Regions from separate parts of the Mus musculus genome. Here region 2 is linked to region 1. Evidence: chromatin loops called from intact Hi-C (ENCODE). Cell type or tissue: heart. All regions are shown on one strand. Each heading gives the region's core, and the rest is flanking DNA. Links, peaks and the distances in the headings are about the cores only.

What was found. A loop is a pair of places that touch in the nucleus more often than their neighbours do. Peaks named below come from ENCODE experiments on the same cell type or tissue, not always from the same donor. Only the 100,000 strongest peaks of a DNase experiment are listed, where the experiment ranks them.
Region 2: a loop joins it to region 1, with 2.5 times the contacts of the local background. A loop is called at or near these places in 12 of 42 quality-filtered maps.

The regions. Positions count from the first base shown.
Region 1 is chr4:58,074,102-58,086,207 of GRCm38, forward strand. It overlaps Svep1 (sushi, von Willebrand factor type A, EGF and pentraxin domain containing 1), which reads right to left. Exons shown (of 48, transcript NM_022814.2): 33 at 10,709-10,885; 34 at 10,414-10,498; 35 at 9,866-10,057; 36 at 8,550-8,717. Among named protein-coding and RNA genes, the nearest start is that of Gm35402, 46 kb to the left of the region's middle. In heart, for the core only: CTCF peaks have their summits at 5,805 (motif pointing left) and 8,654; no DNase peak of the experiment used is centred there.
Region 2 is chr4:57,950,704-57,962,809 of GRCm38, forward strand. It overlaps Txn1 (thioredoxin 1), which reads right to left and starts at 5,708. Exons shown (of 5, transcript NM_011660.3): 1 at 5,484-5,708; 2 at 1,094-1,198; 3 at 136-195. The coding sequence starts at 5,507. Gm35344 (a long non-coding RNA gene) reads left to right here and starts at 5,740. Exons shown (of 3, transcript XR_881303.3): 1 at 5,740-6,809. In heart, for the core only: no CTCF peak of the experiment used is centred there; DNase peaks (open chromatin) are centred at 4,458, 4,958 and 5,788; H3K4me3 peaks cover 3,331 bases; H3K27ac peaks cover 2,836 bases.

The DNA of each region.
Region 1 (12,106 bases), core at 2,789-10,788:
CACTTACATTCAGTGAACTTTAAAACAGTGATTAGAATTCTAGGATCCAGTGTTTCCAAAATCCTCTGACCGCATGGTAAGAGTTAAAAGTCTTTGCTCTGTGTATGGCTATGCCGTACATTGACTGTATGGATACATTTTGTTCAATAGCTCCAAGATTTTCTGTGCCTATATCTGATGAGAGATTATTAATATGATCCCTGGGGCTATTTCAATAGAGCAGAACAAACATTGGGCTGTGTGGTTAGGAGCACTGTATCTGAGGTCCTCTGATTTTCCCTTTAAGTCTCTTAGACAGCAGAGTTTTGAAGGGGTATCTACCATCGGTTCAGTCTGTCGTTCTGTTACTAATAATGAGGAAGGGAATGAAAACAGCCAGGTGCCTAGTTGATCCTTGTTAGACACGTGATTGGTTCATCATACAGAAGGCTGGGTGGTAAATCTGTCACTTGCCACACATCACTCAGCTCTCAGCAGATGTGAGATTCACATTTAGTTACTAGATTCCAGCACTTACGTCTTTCCCACAATGCACCCCCTCTCTTCTTTTCAGACCTGTTATATAAGACTACTGTTTGTGGGGATGCTGTGGGAACTACGCGGAGGTGTCATAGTGCAAATCATTTGACCCACCGTTCAGCAAAGACTCTTAAGTCATTCGTAACTGAACCTTCCACTGAGATCTGTTTAGGTCTAAAAGAAATAATCCATTAGAGAAAAATTGGGATTTCATCGTCCTTAGCAGATATATCCATATCTACAGGAGACTAATGGGCAATTCAACAAAAGTGACAGATGCCCGTAGATCTCCGCACCCCACCTATGGTCATGCACTGTCCAATGCACAGAAGCAGGGTTCCATGAATCCTTATAGATACTCCCAATAGCTGAGTGAAGTCTCTGCCTAGGGACTCTTCAGTTCATGGTTTGGGAAAACCTCAGTCTTCCTATGTGGATATGGACTTGGTGGGTCTTTAGGTGACTTCTCTCTTAACAGTCACAGGGAGGCACCCACAGGCAGAATGCTTAGTGAGCAAATTTATTAAAAAGTCAGGCTGGGCCTGCTGATTTGAGTGCCCCTGCATAGGACATGTCCTGGGTAGAACATCTTACTGAGGCTCCTGGTGTTTTACAGCACAACTTGAATCATTCACATACTTTGAAACATGTGTCATCCTGGTCCCTGACCCCTTGATGTACCTGACATTGTTCACTGGCTGAAGTTCATATGTGCAGGCCTAGACAGCCCTGACTTACAGGAATTCGTTGTACATGAAGATTTTCCAGGTGGTCTGAGGCAGAAGCACCTGTCTCTAGAATCTTCCTTATTCCACAGAGCATTTTGAGAACGTGAGGATTACATTATATAATTTGGAAGCACTTGGGGTCTTTGATCTTTGACCTTACGATAACTCTCCACCAACTACTCCTCGATGAAAGACTAACAGCAAAGCAGCTCTCTAATTGAGTGGGCAATGGCCACTGAAAACACAGTTTAAAGAGATTTGAAAGTGAAGAATTCAATTTTAGAATCTTTGTTCCCCTTCCCCCAGGTCTGGATTAAGATTTTTGTTTTTCTTTATGCATTTCAGTTAACATGTGTTTCCTCATACAGGATGTTGCCTCCTCTTCATACATGACCTTCCTCCGGGCATAGATGCTGTATTAGTGTAGTGCTTGTTTGCAGCTGTCTCATTTGCACACAATGTGGCAGACAGAGAGTTACAGTGTGACACTGTAAGATACATATTTGGTCTATGCCCTGTGCCTAAAATGGAGATCCTGAGGACTCTGTAATTTCCCAAGTGCCAGAAGGTCAGGGCTTTGCATCACTAGAGACTGTACTCAAGTGAAGACAGGTTAGGTGATAAACAAAGATAAATACTATGAAAAAGGTTAGAATTTTAAAATGATAAAAAGGATATATATTCCCCTAAATGACATCTAGGGGAATTAACCATAAGCCATTACTTAATCACTAAAACATCAAATTGCTTGTACTATTTATTTCTGTCAGAAGTTTGGAAGTGTATTTGGAATTATAGGGGACATCTCCTACTCGCTTATCTTGTTGATGGGTCATTCAGAGAATAAGCATCTTATAGTTGATAGCATATTCCTGTAACTGCTGTTCACCAAAGTGAGAGAATGTGAAACTGGGCTACGTCTAAGCTGTGAGACAAACTTGGATTCGGTATCAACCTAAGATGAAGGTTTACTCACTTCAACTCTTTGTAACCTTTGAACTCTTGGTCAAGAGGTCTCGGGGACAATATTTAATACTTTTATTAAAAATCAGCCACACACCCTATGTCCTGGGGAAGTAGTCCATCTGCATCGAAAGGATGCCTTAGGACTCCAGCAATACACAGGAATCCTTCAGTAACGGGCAGACTCCTTTTCGATTCGAGGTTTCAGTAGTTGGATTCCCACACCTAGAGGAAGCTTACCAACCAGCATGGGCCCTGGGAGCTTTATGAGTGAGCTCCTGAGAACAGCATCCTGTCCCCTTCTAAAAGGGCAAAAGCCGCTCATTAAACAGCTGCGGGTTAATGAGAATAATAGAAAGCAGCAGTGATTAATCTTATTTCAATTCATAACAACTATTGAAGATCAAAGCTCTTGTCTTAATAGATCCAGTAATTCCCTTTAGAAGCTTCTACGTGAGAAGAATCAAAAGAGGAAAACTCGGTGAGGTTTTTATGATGTCATTAACCCTTCCACACCTCTGAGTTTTATACCAACAAATGTCAACCTAAGGATGAGAGAGAGAGAGAGAGAGAGAGAGAGAGAGACTGCCACCAGTCTATCTGGCCTGAAGCACCTGCTTCTAGCATTCAGGGTGTTGATAAAAATTTCAAAAGCTAAATGTGTGGGTGAAAGGTAAATTTGCGTTGGTGAGTTGGATGGAGCTGCTTGTTTCTTTCCTGTCCTGGCGCTGGTCATTCTACACTGGTCTCCTGAAGTTCTTGCTTCCTTGCTGTAAACTTGAGAATGTATCTTGCTCCCATGATTCAGGGAGAGGCTTCATCAAAGCTCACTGGCAGTATACAACTTTAAATCAATCAAACAACCCAGCAACCACAGTCCAGCATCCATCCCTATTGACAGTTGACAGAGTTAGGTGAAGGAGAGACAGTTTTCCTTAAGGGTGTGGTCCCCTGTAGGTGATCCATGCTCTAGGGAACAGTTCCATACTCATGAATGCATGGGCAGCGAAAATTGGACTCAGTGGGTGGTGAAAATCAAATCAAAGTAGAGGCCATGAAGTTGGGAGGAGGGCTTAGGGAGTAGGGATGGACCTGAGAGGACTTGTGGGGAAGAATGAACATGGTCAAATTACACCATATGCATGTGTGAAATTCTCAAAGAACTAATAAAATATTATATCATATTAAAATAGCAATAGTGAGACAACAGTAAGACTGCTTGCATGTTCATGTATGTTCAGGTGTGAGTGGCTTATACAGTATGGAGGGCAGAGGGACGGTAGACTTGAGATTCGAAAGGAGAAAAACTCTACTTTCATGAGTCTGAGAGCAGCTGCTGATGGAGAAGGAGACAGCAAGGCAGGCCGCACTACCTAGAAGTCATGACTTAGATACAATGTTGCTATTCTTAACAGAACAAGTTGCCAGGGGTGTGCTACACAAGCCCCAGGGAGGAGTTCTGGATGGAAAAGGAGACAGCAAGGCAATCCACATTACCTACAAGTCATGGCTTGGATACAATGATTCTATTCTTAATATAACAAGATGCTAGGGCTGTGCTCCGCAAGACTCCAGGAGGAAAATAGAAATGGCAAAGAGAGAAAGAGGACATGAACAGATTCCTGGTTCTGGCTACCACATAATCTGCAAATCTTCTCTATAATACTTGATAAAGTATAACAGAAATCAATTTAAGTGCATAGCTGGGCTAACCAGAAAGGAAATCTCCATGTCTTCAACATGAGACAGAAATTGAAGCCAGCAAAGCAAGCTTGCCAGTGAGTGCCCGGGTTGCCTTTGGACGAGACAAAGGAAGGAACCAGAGAGGAAAAGGAACACAGCCTCAGACTGAATTAGTAACAGAGTGTCTGGCAGGAATCCACATCCTGGAAGGAGGTTTGTTAACATGGCAAACTTGTAAAATCTCGTCCATCGCTGTGTTTGCAGAGATGCTGGGTAGAAAAATGAGGCAGCTGCTAACTACAGATCTGTACCTGATACAGGCTTCACGTTAGAATCCATACTACTCGAGTTGTATGCAAAACCTTTCAAACCAATAAATTAATGCAAAGGGGAGGGCCCTGGGGTAGCTGGTAGAAAAGAGTCCAGAGAGCCAGATCATGAGGGTTTGTTGTGGACACAGGAAGCCTTTTTTTTCTGTAAGGAGAGACTCTGAAATGGCAATACATACTTAGGTGTCTTAGGGTTACTATCACTGTGATGAAACACCACGACCAAAACCAAGTTGTGGAGGAAAGGGTTTATTGGGATTACATTTCTGTATCACTGTTCATCATCCAGAGGAAGTCAGGAAAGGAACTTAAGCAGGGCAGGGACCTGTGACCAGGAGCTGATGCAGAGGTGATGGAGGAGTGCTGCTTACTGGCTTGCTCCTCAGGGCTTGTCCAGTCTGCTTTCTTATAGAACCCAGGACCACCAGCCCAGGGGTGGCACCACCCACAATGAACTGGGACCTCCTTAATCAATCACCAAATAAGAAAACACCTTATAGGCTGTCTATAGCCTGATCTTGTGAAGGTATTTTCTCAATTGAGGCTCCCTCCTCTCTGCTGATTCAAACGTGTGTCAGGTTGACGTAGAACTAGCCAGGACAACAGGCATGTTTCCACCGTGAAAGGTTCAGCACAGACAAGGCACTTGCAAGAGTAGAGCTCTGATAAATGAGATACTGGAAGAAAACTGTTAGCCTGCTGGTTTTAATAAGCAGCTATGGTTGGAGCTTAGAGTGGGATGCTAGGGATCAGACACCAGAAAGAGCAGAGGGAAGGCTGATTAGAGGGCACTAGGTTAAAGGGACACAGGAGTAGAAGTTGAGACTGCAGGTAACAGCTGTGCACATGTCAATAAGCTACAGGAAATAATTTTGGAAGAAACTGCAAATATATGAGTAGGTAGGCACATTTAACCTAGTGGAAAAATGGCACTGTGTACACATGTATGGACATATTAGGTGATATCCCATTAATGAGTATAAGTTCTAGAAGTTCATGTGTCAGTTTTAAAAGTATCATTAAAAAAAAAAATTAAAACAGTTACATCGTTTACTCCCCCTCTCTTTCCTCCTTCTGGTCATTCCAACGTCTCCCTGCCTTGTTTTCTCTCAGATTGGTGGCCCCCTGTTACATGTTTATGCACAAATATGCAAACACAACCTGCTGAGCCCATTATGTGTTGATTGCATGTAAGATTTCAGGGAGGATCACTTGGTGTTGGATGACCAATGAGGGGGCTCACCCCTTGGTAAGACTAATTCTCCCTCATTCAGAATTCTTTAGCTGCTTGCAGTTCTTTGTCTGGGGGTGGACCCTGTGAGAATTCTAGCTTTCTGCTTTAGCGCGAGTAATGGTATTGTTTTTGTTCGGCCACATTGTTGAAGTATTATGGGTGCAGTTTCCTGTCATCTCTAGGAGACTTACTATCACAACCAGCTCCCTAATCTGCTTGCTGGCTCTTACAATCTTCCCACGCTCGCTTCATTTGTGCGTTTTAAACAATTAGATTTGGAATTCCAGGTAACTGTTTATGATTGGACGCTTCACCTCTTCTTGACTGAAGGTGTTGTCGCCACCTGCTGGCAGTCACATGTAAGTTACACCTCTTATCTGGGCCAGCAAGGTCACTTTTCATTTTGGTAACTTATTACTATCTTGCAAAGCTAAAAATACGAATATTCTACGACCCAAGCTACAGCTTGCAATGTCTAGGCCAGGGATATCCTATTTTATATGTTCCAGGAAACAGACAGGAATACTCGGTGTAACTCTGCTTTTATAAGAAAATAAAGTGGGAGCACATTAGTGTAGTACTGTAGAGAAATGAGTAATTTAGAGATTTGGGATTTGTGCTGAAATGACTATTCACATGTTCAACCACCATAGACAATTCCCTCCTGTACTGTGGATAGCCAGCAGGGGCCCATCACTTCTTATGATAATCACATTACACTAAAGTTATTGCTGTTGTTTTAATTCAGGATTTCAGAAAGTTCTCATGTCAGTGTTTGAGGTTCCAGGACATGTCACCACCTCTGTGGTGCCTGTGTGTGTGTGTGTGTGTGTGTGTGTGTGCACTCATGTGCACATACGTGCATATGCATGTGTATCCAGTGAAGAGATCACCATCAGGGGTCTTTCTCAATTGCTTTGCAGTTTGTTTTTTGAGACAATTCTCTACTACACCTGGAACTTGTTCTTTTGGTTAGACTGGCTGCCCAAGGAGCCACCAAGATCTTCCTGTCTCTGTCTCCTTCAGCACTGGGGTTAAGATAAGTGCCACACTGCTGGGCTTTCTACCTGGGTGCTGGAGATCTGAACTTAGTCCTCATGAGGAACCCTACTTGCAGAGTCATCTCCCCAGCCCAGAGATGAGTCCTTCTTATACAGGCATATTTTATACCAGCGAAAAAGTAGTCCAGCTGACTAGCACGTATCTGAGAGAGATTATTCACACACACACACACACACACACACACACACACACACACACCCCACATCACATAATTAAAAATAAAATAACTATTTTAAAAGAGAGAAGTGATTTAAATGACACTTCTTAAATGAGGCAATGTGTACAAATATACACTAACAGGTAAATTAAAAGTATATTTGCCTATGAAAACATGTATGTAGTAACCACAAAACGGGCATTTGTTAACATGAGAATTGCAGACAGGCATTGAGGCTGGCTTCCAGGAGAATCTCTCATATCGTATTCCTTTCATAAAACTACTTAATCATAGCAAAGACTTAACTTAAGCTTCTATCTCTGCAACGGGAGCACAGGTGATCTTAAACAGGGCATTGTGCTATTTTTTACTTCTGTATAGTTCAAAGGCACTGTTAAAAATGTGGTCAGAAGGCAAGGGAACAGGACAGAAACTCTGTTTCCTGTGAGGCTGTTCCCACAGCGCCCGGAGGAGAGGACGGTTTCCTCAAAGGGCTTTCTGTTCTATCATCAAGAGTTTGAACTGTAGAAAAAGAAGACTGTCTTTTAATAGTTGATTTTTGTCTTTCATAAAAAAAAAATTACAAGTGGGTAGTGATTTGCCATTTGTGGCTGAAATGACTATTCACTTGTTCAACCGCCGCAGACAATTCCCTCCTGTATTATGGGTGGACAGCAGGGGCCCATCACTTCATATGATAATCGTATTACAATGCTGAAGTTATTGTTGCTGTTGTTTTAACTCATCAGAAAGTTCTTATGTCAGTGTTTGAGGCTCGAGGTCTCCTCAAGAACATGTCACCACGTGGTCCTGGTGACAGAGTCTGGGCTGGTGACATGAAACACATCCTCTCTGACAGCCCAGCTCCTGCGTGCCCTCACTCCAGCACCAGTTAACAGCTTCACTGTTGGCTTCATCGACGCCCCCTGCCCTTTGCTAAGTTATTCATTGTAGTCTTTGTTCTCTCACAAATATCAGCCTCTAGGGAACTAACTTGACCTGGGACAGTGGTTCTCAACCTGTGGGTCTCGACTCCTATTCGGGGGGGTGGGGGGTGGGTGTCCAACAACCCTTTCACAGGGGTCACCTAAGACAACTAGAAAACAGAGATTTATGTTATGATTCATAACAGTAACAAAATTGCAGTTATGAAGTAGCAACATAAATAATTTTATGGTTGGAGTCACCACAATCTCAGGAACTGTATTAAAGGGTTGCAGCATGAGGACAGTTGAGAACCACTACTACAGGACATTCCAGTCACAGAGAGGACACGCTGCTTCTCCGAGGGCACACACCTGAGGCAGAAATCCAGGGAGCACTCTAGTGTGCAAACGCCAGGGATGATAAACTAGTAACAAGAAAGTGTAGACAGAGAAGAAACACAGTGTCCACAACAGAGGGTGAGTTGGACCACACTCAATGCCTTGGCAGCCTGAGATACTAAACAGGCCATCACAGGTATGTATCAACCTGCGGCTTTGCCCTCAGGGCTCTCCTGACCATCAGATGAGGCTACAAGTTAAAATCATTTGCAATGCGTTTCCTGCTTTGCCAAATACCAATATATATTTATATATATATATATTCCCCTGCTGACTTACCATTCTTATGACTTTGGTGGGTGATAGACAGACACACACCTGCTTCGATGACTTTCCCACATTCTTGGTTAAAGTAAAAGATACTTTGTATTGCATTGCTCTTTGTCTGAATCTTAACAATTAGTACATTCCAGGGAGCTATTGTTTGGGAAGCCTGCCTCCTCTCTGCTCTCAGAAAATAAGACCAGGAAGCTCTCTGTCTTGGCTGTCAGGGAGTTTCATTTTCTATCCTTGATGCTCCATGCTCCCCTCCCTACAGGTTTTACTTACCCCTCTTTGCATGTGTAAGCAACTGTGTTCCCAAAAGTGAAGTTGCTCCCAGTGATGACAGCATCTTTGACGATTGGAGGCTCTCCGCAGGAGACAAGTTGACAGCTAGGTGGCGCTCTGTCCCAGCTGCCGGAAGCTGTGCATTCAAGGAGGGATGGGCCCTGTAAACTACAGATAGGAGAGAGGGCTCAGGTGGCTCCTCTCACTGGGTGGCCACTTTCTCCATGGAGAAATAGAACTTGGAAGAAAAATACAGGCTGAATGTTGAGTTTTTGTGCACGAAATAGCAGTTCTTCACATTGTATTGATGTGTATGAATGTAAAAGAAATTTACACCAGCCAGACCATTTAAAATAATGAATGGGTAAAGAAAGACAACAACCACTTGGTGCAGAATTCAAGTCTAATGTGTTTATCGGTAAAGAGGGAACTCCAGAGCTTCTGACTGGCAAGTTACTGGGATGAGAAGGGTTAATAGCTTAATTATTACCCAACTGGAAGCTGGATACCTGAACAGACAGGTAATCAGAGTCACTGAGGTCAAAGGCGTTGTCCTTCCAGGACCTGAGGTTTGTTGCTCATGACTCTGACCTCTGGTTGTCCTTTGACCTTACAAACCCTATACCCATGGCATGGCTTACCCACCTATTCTGACAGTCTTGATTAGTTCTTTTTTAAAAAAATATCTTTTGTTGTTGTGGTTGTGGGTGCTGAGGAATGTGTGGAGGTCAGAAGATAACTTAAAGGAGTCAGTTCTCCCCCCACCCCCCAATTAGGCTTAGACCTTTATCCTCTGAGCCATCCCACTGGCTCTTAATTCTTTACTTCTATCCACTCGATCTGTTTCACTGTGGAACCTGATGACTGCCTTTCTGGGCACAGTCTGACACACATGCACCTGTACACGTACATATGCACATCCATGTATGTGTGTGTACACACACAAGTGAACTTCTTACAGAATTAAGACCCTTCCATGCTTTCTTGCACTAATAAATATCATCTTGATAAACTGTGTAAACAAAAACGATCCATGGCAAGGCGTTTCCTCAGGTATGATGCTGTGCTCCGCAAACCAACCCGTCTTTCCTCTCTAGAGTCTGAACGCTCCAGCGGTTGAACTGTGAGAACTTCTGGAGTCACAGATGGACAGTCTCCCTGACATTCGCTGTAAGCCAGGCTCCAAGAAGCACACACATTTTAGGACATCCCCATTTTTATAGACCTGGTTTGAAAGTCAGCTAGCTCATTCACTCAAGCTTAGGAACAGCGGGAAGACTGTAGGAAGCAGGGCAGGTGCCCCCTCGCCCCCTTACCTGTATCCGTTCTCACAGGAGTACGATGCAATAGAAAGGTAGGTGAGCCCACTTAAGATGTATTTGCCGTTATTTATGTCCTCAGGCTGGGAACACTTCACTAGCTCGCACACAGGAGAGGAATGACTCCAGGAACCACTAGCAAGGCATGCTGACTCTTCATCCCCAGACAAAGTATATCCTTTATCACACCTGGAAAAGACAGAGGCAAATGACTGGATACGGATAGCTTTGTTTTGCACACTTTAAACTTGTGTGAGTGTATGATGTTGTGTGTATGAGCATTGGTTCATATGTATGAGAGCACATTGCTCTTACAGAAGACCAGAGTTTGTTTCTCAGCATCTACATCAGAGCTGTAGCTCCAGGAGATCTGATGCCCTCTTCTGGCCTCCATGGGCAACTGCACACATGGGGCATACACTATATATATCCTATATATATCCTATATATATATCCCTCTGGGATTATTTCACCTTTCCTTGGTATTCCACTACTGCTGGCATGCTATTAACTACTGTACTACACCGTTAAAGTTAGACACTCACCTGTACACCACCTTACTGCCGTATGTGAATGCCGACCCGTCAACACCACCATTTTCAGGAACAGGTGGGACACCACAGGAAATGGCTGGAAGGAGAGACCAAAAGTGTGGTGTAACTGTGCAAAGCCCTCTGAAAGCTTATGGCTTCCAGATTTTATCCCCTTGTCATGTTTAAACTTGAGCCTGATTCCTGACTTTCAGAACAAAGACTGGCATGACCTGGAGCTTACTGCACCAACGATTTCGTCTTTTTAGAACCACCCAGTCCAGTGAGCATGGCCATTTTCTCAGCGTACCTTCACAGGACGGCCTGAGGCGATCCCACTCGCCAGTCTCCAAACACGTGATGGTGCTCACTCCCACCAGCTCGTGCCCTTCGTCACAGGAAAATGTGACTGCAGTACCCACGGTGTAAATCTCACCAGAAGAGTGGCCATTTTCTGGATTTTCTGGAGCCTTACATTTTACAGGTTCTTAAACGAAAGTTTTGGTGGAATAATAAGTGGCACTCACACAACCATACAAAATCTCAAAGCAAAAGACGTCTACAGCAGTTAAGGCAAGTCTAAAGATGGGACAGAGGCTTTTGAAGGGAGAGGCACAAAAGCCAGGGACTTGCTGGACGTTAGCCGGATAATACATTTATTAGGCACTTACACATTAATATTTTTAAAAGAATTAGTTTTACTGTTTTCAAATTGATATATTATTCTAAATTATGTGTCCATGTCTACATGTTGGTATGCCACCTGAGTGCTGGTGCCATGAAAACCAGGGGTGTCCAATCCCCTAGGAGTTGTATTTACAGGTAGTTGTGAGTGGCTCAGTGAGGCTGCTGGGAATCAAACTCAGGTCCTCTGCAAGACCAGTATGTGCTTCAAATTCAGCCATTTACCTATCCAGCCCAAGATATGTGTGTGTGTGTGTTGTGTATGTTGTGTGTGTGTGTGTGTTTGTCTGTGCCTATATGCACTTGCTCATGGGAGCCAGAAGAGGGCACCAGATTCCTTGGACCTGGGTATACAGGCATTCGTGAGCCGCCCAAGGTTGGTGCTGGGATCTGAAACTAGGTCTTGTGATAAAGCAGTGCATGCTTTTACCTAACTGCTGAGCCTTCTCATTAGCTTCTAAATAAAAATATCAAAACGAATACTAAAAATATGGAACTTCTATGTGGCCCTGAAGATAGTTATCTAATGGTGAAGTAGAGATACTGTGATCACTTGTCTCAGAAGACTTCCCCTCTAAACCTCATCTCAACCTTAGACACAGTTACACACAGCAACCAACTCGGTCTTAAGCTGATGTAAAGATTACACAGTCCTAATTGCTGCCCAGCCTGATGACCTGAGCTCCCTCCCTGTGACCCACACAGTAGAAGGAGAGACTCTTGCAAATTGTTCTCTGACCTCTCGCTCACAAATAACAGAAAAGGGGGAGAAAGGCTATGTTGATTTAATCTCTTTCAAGATCGTCCAGGCTATGAATATCAAGTATTTTGTTTATTTACTTACTTAATATTACTAGATACCTAGCACAGAGCATGCTCAGCAATTGCTCTATGTTTAACGATACCCTCGGCCCCTTTAAGGGTTTTAAAGGAACAAAAAGTAAATGTAATTATAGGATTGGATTTTCGAAGAATAGCTATAAGTGAGCAGAAGAATGATATCCAAATGCTTATTATTTTCCAT
Region 2 (12,106 bases), core at 1,651-9,650, 120 kb before region 1:
CCTATTCTTCCGAAATAGAACTTCTTAGAGTCCCACTTCTAGTATTACTGGACGTTTTTATTTTAAACAACAGGGTAGACTCCAGTGGAGGCCACTGTGAAGGTGTTTGGTAGCATCCGATTTCGTACTACGTACCTGGCAGTCATCCACATCCACTTCAAGGAACACCACATTGGAATACTTGTCACAGAGGGACTGGAAACATTCAAACAAACCAAGAAGCGTTAGAACTGGATAATAGCATTCAACATAGTTAAGCGTCTTCAAAGGAAATGTAACAGAGATTAAACATTTATTTAATTTTAGCTTATGCATACGGGTGGTTTGGTTACATGTATGTCTGTACACCATGGGTGTGCCTGGCGCCTGCAAAGGCCAGAAGAGGGCGCTGAACACCCCACAAGAGTTATAGAAGGTTGTGACTCTCCCATTTGGGTGCTGGGAACCAAACCAAAGTCCCCTGCAAGAGCAGCCAGTGCTTTTAACCACTGAGCCATCTCTCCAGCTCCATACACTTATTTTGAAAGAACTTATTTTATTTATTATTGCATTATTATTGATGTAAATGTGTACAGGTGCATGTGGAAGTCCGAGAGCAACCTCTGGGAACTGGTTCTGTCTTTCCAGGGTGGGTTTTGAGGATCAAACTCAGATCCTCAGGCTGGCAGGGTGAGCCATGTGTCTTTTTTTTCCCCCACTGAGCAATCTCACTAGCCAGGTCTAAAAATTCAGCCTAGAGATGAAGCAAGCGCCAGGGACACAGCTGTCTCTCAGTCAAGTGTTCCTAAGAGTAAAGTAATTCGGCACTGTAACTTTGAAGGCCGAATTTCACACTAGGCCCAGGTATCAAATCAGGGAAGGGGGGGGGGAGATCCTGGGGCAGGGGACAAAATTATTTAAGACAACAAAACTCCCCAAAGTTGTCCTCAATGAACTATATTACGTAAGTTTCCATGCTAGTACTACTTTTAAGCCAATGACACAGGAGAATAAAATAAAGCAAACAGCAAACTCCTCGCACCCATTAATTTCAATCCTTTTCTCTGGCTTGGGTCTACCACCCAGCCTCAAAGCTCACTGCTACTCCACTCACATGGAAGAAGGGCTTGATCATTTTGCAAGGTCCACACCACGTAGCAGAGAAGTCCACCACGACAAGCTTGTCTCCCGCGGCGGCCAGGGCCTCCTGAAAAGCTTCCTGCAGAGGGAGAAAGAAACACCTGTGTTACACATCATATACTTTCACTTTCCGTGAGATGTGGCCAGGTGCCACCACGCCTTTAAACCCAGCACTCACGCTGGAGGCCAACATGGTCTACCACAGTGGCCAGTTCCAGGCCAGTCAGTGAGGACCCCCCCTCCCCCATATCCTCCAAAAAGACCCAAGCAAACATGCAAATCAGCAACAAAGAGATATTAAGTACAAAAGATGAGGTTCGGCTCTTCGGGCCTATCTTTTAATCCAAAGCAACCACATAAAGTGGCCTGAAAGGAATCCTGCACACAGTTGGCATTATTATACTTGATCAGGTGATATAAGCAGAGTGTATTGGTCTTCAAGTCTTCAGGAATATGTATAAGATATTACGAACTGCCTAACCTGAGGTGGTGTATGGACCCAGGGCCTGGCACCTGCCTCTGAGTTACATCCTTAGCACATAACCAACATTTACACTAAATACAAGAAAGGGAAATAGGCATTTGTGGTAAAAATGTTTACCCTTTAAAATCAGTTCTGTGATAGATAGTGGATTCTTAGGGGGTTGGTGAAAGGAGCCTCAAAAACTGAAGAAGCTCCACAAGAAGACACAGTTAAGCAATGGGGAAGTCACAAGTTACTTAACCAAGGGTCAAATGAAGGCAACACTTACCGTATTTGTCTAGAGTAAAACATGGGAAAACCTCTGACCCCAAGGCAGAGTCCAGGAGAGCAGTCTCCTACTCAGCTCATCACTAGCATAATGTCCTGTGTGTTGCTGTGTTAAGATTTAATTTGTGTGTGTATCTGCTGGTGCCGAGAGGGGTCTTGGGATCCCCCCTAGAGCTGGAGCCATGGGTAGTGGGTACTGCCTGAGGGTCTCTTAACCACCACGCCAGCACTCCAGCCCCTTCTGTGTGCTTTAACCAGGGCCTATAGAGTTGGGATCTTTCTGGTTTATCCACCTTTGGCTTTTGCCCTATGGATCAAAACTCTGTTCTTTACATGAATCCAAGTTTTGGTTTCTCAAGAAGGAATTATTCTGTCATATGAAATCCCCAGCAAAAATGATTAAAAAAAAAAAAAAACAAACCCTCACTGCCAACCTCTCTGAATTATTTACTAAAAGCCTTGAGACTGTAACCCTAGGAACCTAACAGTCTAGTCACCAGGGACTCATTCAAACCACCATTAGTCATGGAGAGTGACCAAAACCCAAACCGGGGCAACAAAGTGAATCAAAGCAACACACACAAGTTGTATCTGAAGCCAACATTTCCTTCTGGGAAAAATGCTGGTCAAATTATTTAGCAAAAACTAAGACAAATTAAGAATATTATATCTGGTCCAACAAAGGAAAGTAAATATCTTATAACCACACACACACCCCTAGTTAAAACCTAATGCATTTTCATGGGGGTATACTTACTTTAATTTTAATTTATATTTACTGTTTCTTATATTTGCATTTATTTATTTATGAGTATCAGTGTTTATGTCTGCATGTATTTATGTACATCACTTGTGTGCCTGGTGTCCTAAGAAGCCAGAAGAGGGTATCAGATGCTCTGGAACTGGAGTTAGAGATGGGTATAAGTGACCATGTTGGTGTTGGGTATTGAGCCCCACCCTACCCTATGGAAGAACACCCAATCCTCTTATCTGCTAAGCCGTCTCTTTGGCCCTGGATACAGTTTTTAGGTTTTTAATTTCTATCTCACATTTTTTTTTCTTTCAAGGAAAACAATCACATGTCATTTCTGAGAACACTACAGAATGGCTACGACAGCTTCCAGAGACGTCTAGTCAGACTTGCCCATCAAATCCATGTCTGGGTGTGAAGAGCGGGCAGAGCAATGGAAACCACTGTTCCCAACCACCACTGGTTGTTGCAGATAATTCTCTTACAAAATCTCCCCTTATGTAATTATCAGAGGCCACAGCACCTATTCTTTATTGTAAGACACAGGTCAAGGTGGTATGGCAGGCTGCTCTGATGACACCCACATCTGGACCACGATTGATCCTCAATAAGAAAAGAGTCATTCCAGAGCCAGAGCTGCCAGAAACACGCCCTGCGACGCAGGAGGAGGAGTCTCTAGGGAGCGGCCTGGACCTTGCTCCTTAGCAGTCACCTGGGGTACCGATCCAAATCCGAGGGTCCTTAGCTGGGACCTGAGTCCCAGTTGATGAGATTACATGACAAAACAGGGCAAACTGCATCTCAAACACTCTCAAGGTTTACCCCCAAAAGCTATGAGGCAAAACCAAGCAACACTACTCAAAATACTGAAAATGCGGCTCACAATCCTAATTTCGGGCTTCAGTGAACACCAATTACAGAGGCAGGGATGTGCAAACTTGCAAAACAAGTTTTCTTCTGCCGATCTGTATTGGCTTGAAGAGTATTCAAAATTATCTACTAAGAAGCACATCACAATTTTTAGCTCTAGAAACCAATAACCACAATTGGCAAGTGTCGCCAGTACTGACACCAATAACCTGGAGACAAAACAACACACCCGGAGTAGACCGGAGCAGATGCTATCATCTCTTTTCTCAAACATACCCAATTCAGGGGCTGGCAAGATGGCTCAGCACATTAAAGTGCCTGCCACCAAGACCAACGAACTGAGTTCAATACCCACGACCCACAAGGTAGAAGTGAGCCAACTCTCTCAAGTTGTCCTCTGACCACTGCCAATGGATGCCCCACCCCTATATGTGAATATAAACCGAAACAGAAAGCCCCAACAACAAAACCATATTCAGCAAATAACAAAGTGTTCTTTGCTTTTTTTTTGAGACAGCCCAGCCTCCTGAGCGCTGGGGATTAGAGGCATGAGCCAACGCCTTGGTCTAACACGTGGTCTGTGAAGCACTGAGCAAAGTGTGTGTGTAGTTCAAGGAATAATTTTATTCTTAAAGATAAACACGGCAAATCAACTGTTGATTTCTGAGCCATTATATCATAGCCTATTATTCCACTCCTGTGTGGAGATTGACCCCAGGGGCCTTTAACTACCCACACAGTCGTCAGAAATAAGGCTACATTTTACATAGTTTAATTAATCAACTTAAGCCCATCACATGAAATTTATGTGTATTCAGTTTAACTTCTGATTCTGGGCGACTCCGATCAGAGCCTTGGTAGCAGGCTTTTGGGGCCCAAGCTTTTTCCGAGTAACTGGTTTCCTGGCACCAATGTACACCGCTCCTATTGGAATGGCAAAGGTTCCATAAGTAGGTCAGTTTAAACAGATAAGGATCCAACTGGGTGCTGGGACTAATATGGCTGGTAGTGGGTGAGCCAACTTTTGTACTGAGACCCAACCAGGTGCTCAAAACTGGAGGGCGCGGACCTGTCTTCCACGGATTTCCTAGTTTAAGGGTGAGCCAGTCTTTCACACATCAATTTCCACCCCCAACCTCCTTTCACTTTTCATTTTATAAATATTCCCCGAATAGTTACAGTGTAACAGGCTCTGGGTTTCCCAATCTGGAGGATATTTTGGTTCTCAGTAACTTTCGAATATGGTAACAGTTTTTCCCTTGGGTATTATTTTTCTTTTCCCAAAGGGCAGGACTTTGTACTTGACTACTCCCTGGGGGAGAGCCCTGGTTCCAGCAAAGCCCACTTATGGAGGGTCAATCACTGAAACCTTAAGGTTGCGAGGCCCCGGGGCCAGACTTTGGGGACTGAGTCATTCCAAAGCCAGAGCTGCCGGAAACACGCCCTGCGACGCAGGAGGAGGAGTCTCTCGGGCGCGGCCTGGACCTTTCTCCTTAGTAGTCACCTGGGGTACCGATCCGAGGGTACTTAACTGGGACCCGAGACCCACCCTCATGCACCGACCTGGCCTGTGTCCTCTAGGCGGCAGGTCACTGATGGAGGGAAACTAAGGCCGAGCCCAGCAGTACAACACACCCGCGCGGCGTGTGGCACCGCGTACTCGAGAAGTGGCGGCTCTCCATCTTTTCCTAGAGATCCTAAATCCTGATTCAGTTGGGGCACGGGAAGGGGGGAGTGTCACAGGAGGACCCCGGTCCATCTCTTCACCTCCGCCAGATTTGGGCTGGCGGTAGGGAGTGCAGCTCCGGGGACTCAGGTGCTGCCCACGAGTGCATCTCCCGTACCCGGCGTTCCAGGGTCCCCTCGTCCCCTCCCCCAGGGCATGCTCCACCGCCGAGGGCGCACACAGGCCCTGGGCCGCTAAGCCCGCGGGGACACCGAGAGTGTCCTCTTCAGCACCGCGGGATGTGCGCGGCGCCCGGGCATGCGTACCTTGCTCTCGATCAGCTTCACCATTTTGGCTGTTGCGGGGAGGGAGCCACACGCGTCTCAGCAGAACCAGATGGAAATGGATCCAAGGCGCCCAACGGAGCTTGCAACCGAGTGCGGCGCCCGCCTTCTCTTTATAGAAATAGGGCGGAGCGCAGCAGGGCGGGGCGGACGGGCACGCGCGGCGGGGACGCGCTTCCCGCCTCCCGCGTCCGCCAAGGCGCCTGGGCAGGCCGCGCCTAGACCACGCCCCCAAGAGGTGGGGCGGTTTTCCAGGGGGCGGAGCCAGAGTCGGCTACTAGTGCAGCCTGGGGACTGTCCTAGCGCTGGCCTCACTCCTGGCTTCCCCGCCCCACTCTAAGCTGCCGAACAAGAACCTTAGTTTATAAGGGGCGGAGCTAGCACAGGCTCCTGGAGCAGCTTCGGGTTTTTCCAGGCTCCAGACGCCGCGCGGCAGCTACCCCTAAGAGCCAACTTCCAGCTGCCTCAAGGGCACTTTAACAGCGAACAGCGCCGGGGTAGATCACGGTCCTCTCTCACACCGTAGAGTCCTTCTGTAATCACACTGCCCATGCCCCAAACTAGACCTAAGTCAGATACTTCCAGATTGGGGCTGGGGACAGTCCCTAGGACTGCCCAGGCAGAGGTGTATCCTTAGACTAGGGCGGCCATGCTGCAGTTCGACTCAAAGTGCTGAGTAACGATGACCAGGAAGTGTCTCAGTGCGCGTCCTCGCCAACTTTCTGGGTAGTTCTTTGCCGCTTCTTTCTCCTCTCTCTCTCCTATTCCTTAACTTTAACAGGTGAACCTGCTACTGGGAGAGGCACAGAGCCGTTTAGAGCCCTGTTCTGTGCCCCATGCACATGTAGGCATGATAGAGATCGGATAGTCTAGCTCCCAGCATTGTCTTGAAGGATTTAAGGGCTTGAAAACTGACTGAGGACAGCGTTTGGCCCATAAGGAAGCACTCAATGAATTATTCTAATTATAGTCATCGCGAGCGCTAATTAAGCTTGCGTGGTGCCTTGTGGGGCCTTGCTGAGTTTGGCTGCCTTGTATTTACAATGACAGTATAGGCTTTGAGGAGATTTTTCCGCCTTGGGAGAGGACGCCAGGAAGAGTCTTCTTCAATGATAACTGAGGTGATGTTCAGGAGGACAGGGCATGGTGGAAGAAGCTAAGATTCTTAAGGTGGCTTTGTGCAGCCCCAAGAGTGCCGCTGTATGTTCTGGTGAAGCAGCTGAGGTGGAGACTGGACAGAGCCAGCATCCTGGGAGGAACTCACCAAGCCTGCATTTGGAGAGCCGATCTAGATAAATCTACATCGAGGTGAAGCACGGGAGGCTAATGAAACTGTGTCTCAGCCACCCTACCCCTACCCACTGGCTTCCCTTGTTCAAAACATTTAAAATACCAGAACCAGTTGTGCGATGTTTTTGAAGGGCTGAGGAATTCAAGTAATGAGTGAGGATGTAGACAAGAGGGAGTGTTCTGAACATAGCCCTAGACTGCGGGTGGATGCTGCCCCAAAGGCAGTAGCCTTCCCTTTAGGACAGCTGAGGCAGAGAGGAACCCCAGGCAGATGAGCAGAATCTATTAATTCTCTTTGCAGCTGTCGGGTCTTTTCAGTCCAGCTACATTCCAGGTTTCTGGCTTTTTGGTAGTCAAACACTGACCTGTAGAACTTGGAAGGGTTCCTCCCTTAGCTGGCACCTCTCCACAGACCCTCAGATGTCCACTGATTCTGCTAGGAAGGCATGACTCCCTGGCACCTGTACAGTACCAATACACATGGGTAAATGTGGGGGATATCGACAATAAGAGAATGAAGAACTGGGAGGTTAGAGTGAGTGTTAAGATTCTTCACAGCTCTGCCAGCTCTCCTGTCTGCATCCCCACTTAAGTAGCTCTGTCTCTCTAGGGCAGTTTATTTAGCTTTTCTGTGCCCCAGGTTCCCTTGCGAAATGAAAATAATACCACCGTATGCTGAAGGTTTGAGTTACAATACTGTATGTGTAACGAGCTGAGAAATGTGTCCACTGCTTAGCACCCTGTGAACCGACCACGTGAACAGCGACAGGCTGTTATACTGAACGGCATCTGTCTGAGACGAGGGCAGAGAGCTGGGGTGGATGGGGCGACTATAAAACAGGTGTTAGTCTTGAGTAATCAGGAAGTTGGCAAAAAAGAAAACAAAACCAAACTAAAAACCACAGATGCTGTAACATGAGTCTCAGAGGAAAAGGGATGTTTGTTTGTTTGTTTTTTTCTCCTGAACAGTGGAAAGATGTGAGCTGAACCTGTCCTTCAGCAAGATCCCTGTGTATAGCGGCATGGAAAATGGTCCTTAGAATTTTAATTGTAAGGAAGTGACAATTCTGTTTGGACAGTGGTGTGCAGAGGAATTTTGTGAGACCAGAAATGGAGAATTCATTTGTTCAGACCAATTCGGGGCAAGAGGGGAGGATGTGAAGTCTTTCCTTTGAGGAATTGACTCCATTATTCCCATTTGCAACGAAATCTAGCTCAAATGGATTTAAATAGGAACAAATTTCCGGGTCCTAAAGCTATCCATTACAGGAACACCATCTATCTTAATTGTCGGTGTCTGGTGGGATGTTTCTCTCACCGAAAGGCAGCCCAGGCTTCAGTTTCTCTGCAGGAAATATGCTTGCTCCAGATTGAACCTGTTGGGAAATATGGTGGTCTTATGGGTTTGCTTTTTTATGCCTCTGCAAAGGGAACTCCTTGCTGTATTCTGGGAATCTCAGAATGGTCCTGGCCAGAGTCTATCCTCCTGGCCAACATTTAATTAAAGCTTGCTTCAAATTTGGCTCAAAAATTGTGGAACTGGTCTTCCTCTCGTGATTCTCAGGTTTCACGGCACAGTAAGGGAGCTAGGTGACACAGCAGAGTCCTCAGCCACTCTGAGATAGACTCAGAGAAGCATGGCCTTTTAAGACAGAGAGCATTGGAATCTGGATTTGGCAAAACAGCCCGTCAGGTCCATTACAGTTGGATCAACCTTGACCTTGAGGTTTTTATCAAGAGTCCAGCATAAGTGAAATTTAAAAACTTGTCTAGCAGTACAGTTGGGTTGAAGGTAAATGGGAAGTGACATAAACTGAATCAGAAAGTAACATAGAGCGGGGTAGAAGGAAGAGTAACAAACAGACGTGTAGAGACGATCATTGCTGCCCGAAGGAGCTGGGCGTGTCTTGCTGTTCCTTTCAGTGGCCCTGAGTCTGCAGATATTATCCTTCCCGTTAAACAGGGATAGGGGTAGGGGTGAAAGTTCGAGGAGGTGATTCATAGGCTCTGTTCAGAGGACACCAGCACCATTGTCAAGCTCTTCCATAGGTCCGTTAGCACTTCTTGGGTCACCAGTAAAAAAAAAAAAAAAGAAAAGAAACCTAATATACTGGGTTATAAACTCCATTTATGGTACTTTAAATGTTAACTCTTTAGATGTTAAAACTAATTTACACCTAAGATAGCATACTTTCAGGGTTAAGTATTTTATTTTATTTTATTTTATTTTTTCCTCTTTCTTTTTCTTGAGACATAGTCTTACTATGCAATCCTCCTTAGCTATGTAGACCAGGCTGGCCTCAAATTTACAGAGATCTGCCTACTCATGCCTCCTGAGTGCTGGGATTAAAGGCATGTGCCTATTCTTAGTAATGCTAACTATTTTAAGGTGAAAATTACATGTACATGCACCTAGACAGAAATGTGTACACACACACAGGGGCAGAGAGGAGAGAGAGAGAGAGAGAGAGAGAGAGAGAGAGAGAGAGAGAGAGAGGGAGAGAGAGGGAGAGAGAGAGAGGGTGCTTTCTATCTAACAGAGAGCTGTGAAAAGTCTTGCAGAGATCTGTGAAAGGATATATATTCCAGTGGGAAATTGTCATATCAAGAAAATGAAACTAACATGGATTATTTAAACTAATAACTATTGGTCCTTGTCTAAAAACAAGTGACAAGGCAAATCACACAGTAGGGAAGACTGATCAATATATGCATCTAACAAGACTTTAATCCAGAATATGTAATGGCCTCTTACAACTCAGTAAGACAAGCAGCAAGTAAAAGCTTGACATACATTTCTTGTGTGTGTGTCTGTGTGTTGGGGGGAGGAGCCGTGTGTGTGTGTGTGTGTGTGTGTGTGTGTGTGTGTGTAGTTAATATGCATTGATCAGAAAGCTGCTCAATATCATTAGCCATCAAGCAATTTCAAATTAAAGCCACATTGAGATTTCATATACATTCAGTAGACTAGGTTAAATTTTAGGTAGAGGGAGAGAATCACCCCCCCCCCACACACACACACTAATTGTGGACTAGCTGGTATTCACACATTACTGATGGGAATGTGAGCTATCATAACTATGTTGGGAAACAGTTTTTCACATGCATTTGTTTTTGTTTTCAAATGAAGCAAAACACACATTTGCCACGTGACATGGTAATCCTAATTCTAGATTTTACCTAAAAGAACTTGGAATGTAGTCACACAAAGAACTGCCTACGAATATTCCTAATACCTTGCTCATCAGAGTCCCAAACAACTCAAATTTCCACCATTAAATGAAACAATAATAAAGGTGATATATCCTCAGGGTCGAATACTTAACAACAAAAAGGAGTGAGCTGCTTATTACATACACAGTCAGAGATGAACATTCATATATGTTGAGTGGAAGATGCCAGACGTTGAAGCTTTTAAGAGCTATTTATAGGAAGTTGTAAAATAGGTCAGTCTATAGGTACAATGCAAAATCTCTATTGTTCAGGTTGGGAACCACAGAGAGGAACAGAGAAACAGCTGGTAATATAGGCCTATGTATTTTCTACAGCTCAAGGAAAAATGCATTCAAGTGGATATATTTTATTACAGGCACAAATTATACCATCAATAATTAATAACATAAAAGTAAAGTCTTTGGTTAATCTTTTTAGGCACAGAAACTGCCTTCAAGGCCAGGAAAACACATTGACATGTGACAAAGATGAGATACATTTAAACATGGAGGGCCACATAGAAGGTAAACATGGCTAACTGGAAGAAAGATTGTAGAGCAGATTGTCTTAGTCAGGGTTTCTATTTCTGCACAAACATCATGACCAAGAAGCAGGTTGGGGAGGAAAGGGTTTATTCGGTTTACACTTCTATACTGCTGTTCATCATCAAAGGAAGTCAGGACTGGAACTCAAGCAGGTCAGAAAGCAGGAGCTGATGCAGAAGCCATGGAGGGATGTTCTTTACTGGCTTGCCTCCCCTGGCTTGCTCAGCCTGCTCTCTTATAGAACCAAGACTACCAGCCCAGAGATGGTCCCACCCACAAGGGGCCTTTCCCCCTTGATCACTAATTGAGAAAATGCCTTACAGTTGGATCTCATGGAGGCATTTCCTCAACTGAAGCTCCTTTCTCTGTGATAACTCCAGCCTGTGTCAAGTTGACACAAAACTAGACAGCACACAGATAAACTTTGAATAGCTATGATTGTGGCTTTAAACAAGATAAGGATGTTACATGGATATGATTTAAGTAAATGCTCTGCCAGGTTTACCCTAAATCCAGGGTCACAGAGTTGTTAGTGGGTCACAATGTGTTAGTCACCTCTAGCACTGAGACAAATAACAGGAATAAATGACACAGAGAAGAAAGTTGTATTTGGCTCCTGGTTTTCAGAAGATTCAGTCCATGGCTGACTCTTGATTTTATGCATGTTGTATAGATCACCATAGTAGGGAACATGTGGAAGAGCAAAGCCACTCACTGTATAGAACACAGGAAGCAGAAGGAGAGGAGGGAGCATGTGGACCCCCACCTAACTTCCTTTACATCCGGTGTAACAGTTAATTTTGAATGTCAACTTGACTGGCTTAATAAACATGTAGCACATTAGTGAGGAATACCTATCAGTGTGTTTGTGAGGACATTTCCTAAGGGAAATGACTTGAGTGTAGGTGGTCATCCCCTAGGCTAGGGACTCAGACAAAAATGAGCCCAAGGAACACAAGAATCTCACCATTTTCTGCTTCCTGATGCATCCAGATGTTAGCAGCAGCCCTGTGCTCTTACCACCATGGATCAGAGCCACCTCCACTGTTGTGATGGGCTGCACCCTCAAAAGAGCCCAAATAAATTCCTCCTCCCTTAAGCTGCTTCTTGTCAGGCATTTGTCACAGCAGTGGAAAAGAAAAAGAGAGACAGCAGGTGACATCTGAAGGTTCCACTACCTCCTACCAGTATCTCAGGATGGGGACCAAACCTGTAACACATCGGCCTTTGGAGACCTGTCAGATCCAAACTGTAGGAACCACTGAAGAAATACTTCATGTGTGGGATACTTCTAGTCGAATCCTTATCAGTAAGAGGGAAATAAAGGGATGAAACAGTTTAAAAAAGGATCCTAAGTAACTTTTGTCAGAAATGAGGCCCTCATGGTTTTACTGAAGACAATCTCTATTCTATACAGCACTCAAAGAGGATGGTCATATAAAGTTGTTAAGTTTGCCAAGTTAAGGGGATTATGTCTGAGTTCATAATTGCTAACTTGGAAACACACACACACACACACACACACACACACACACACACACAGAGCCATGTGTGGCA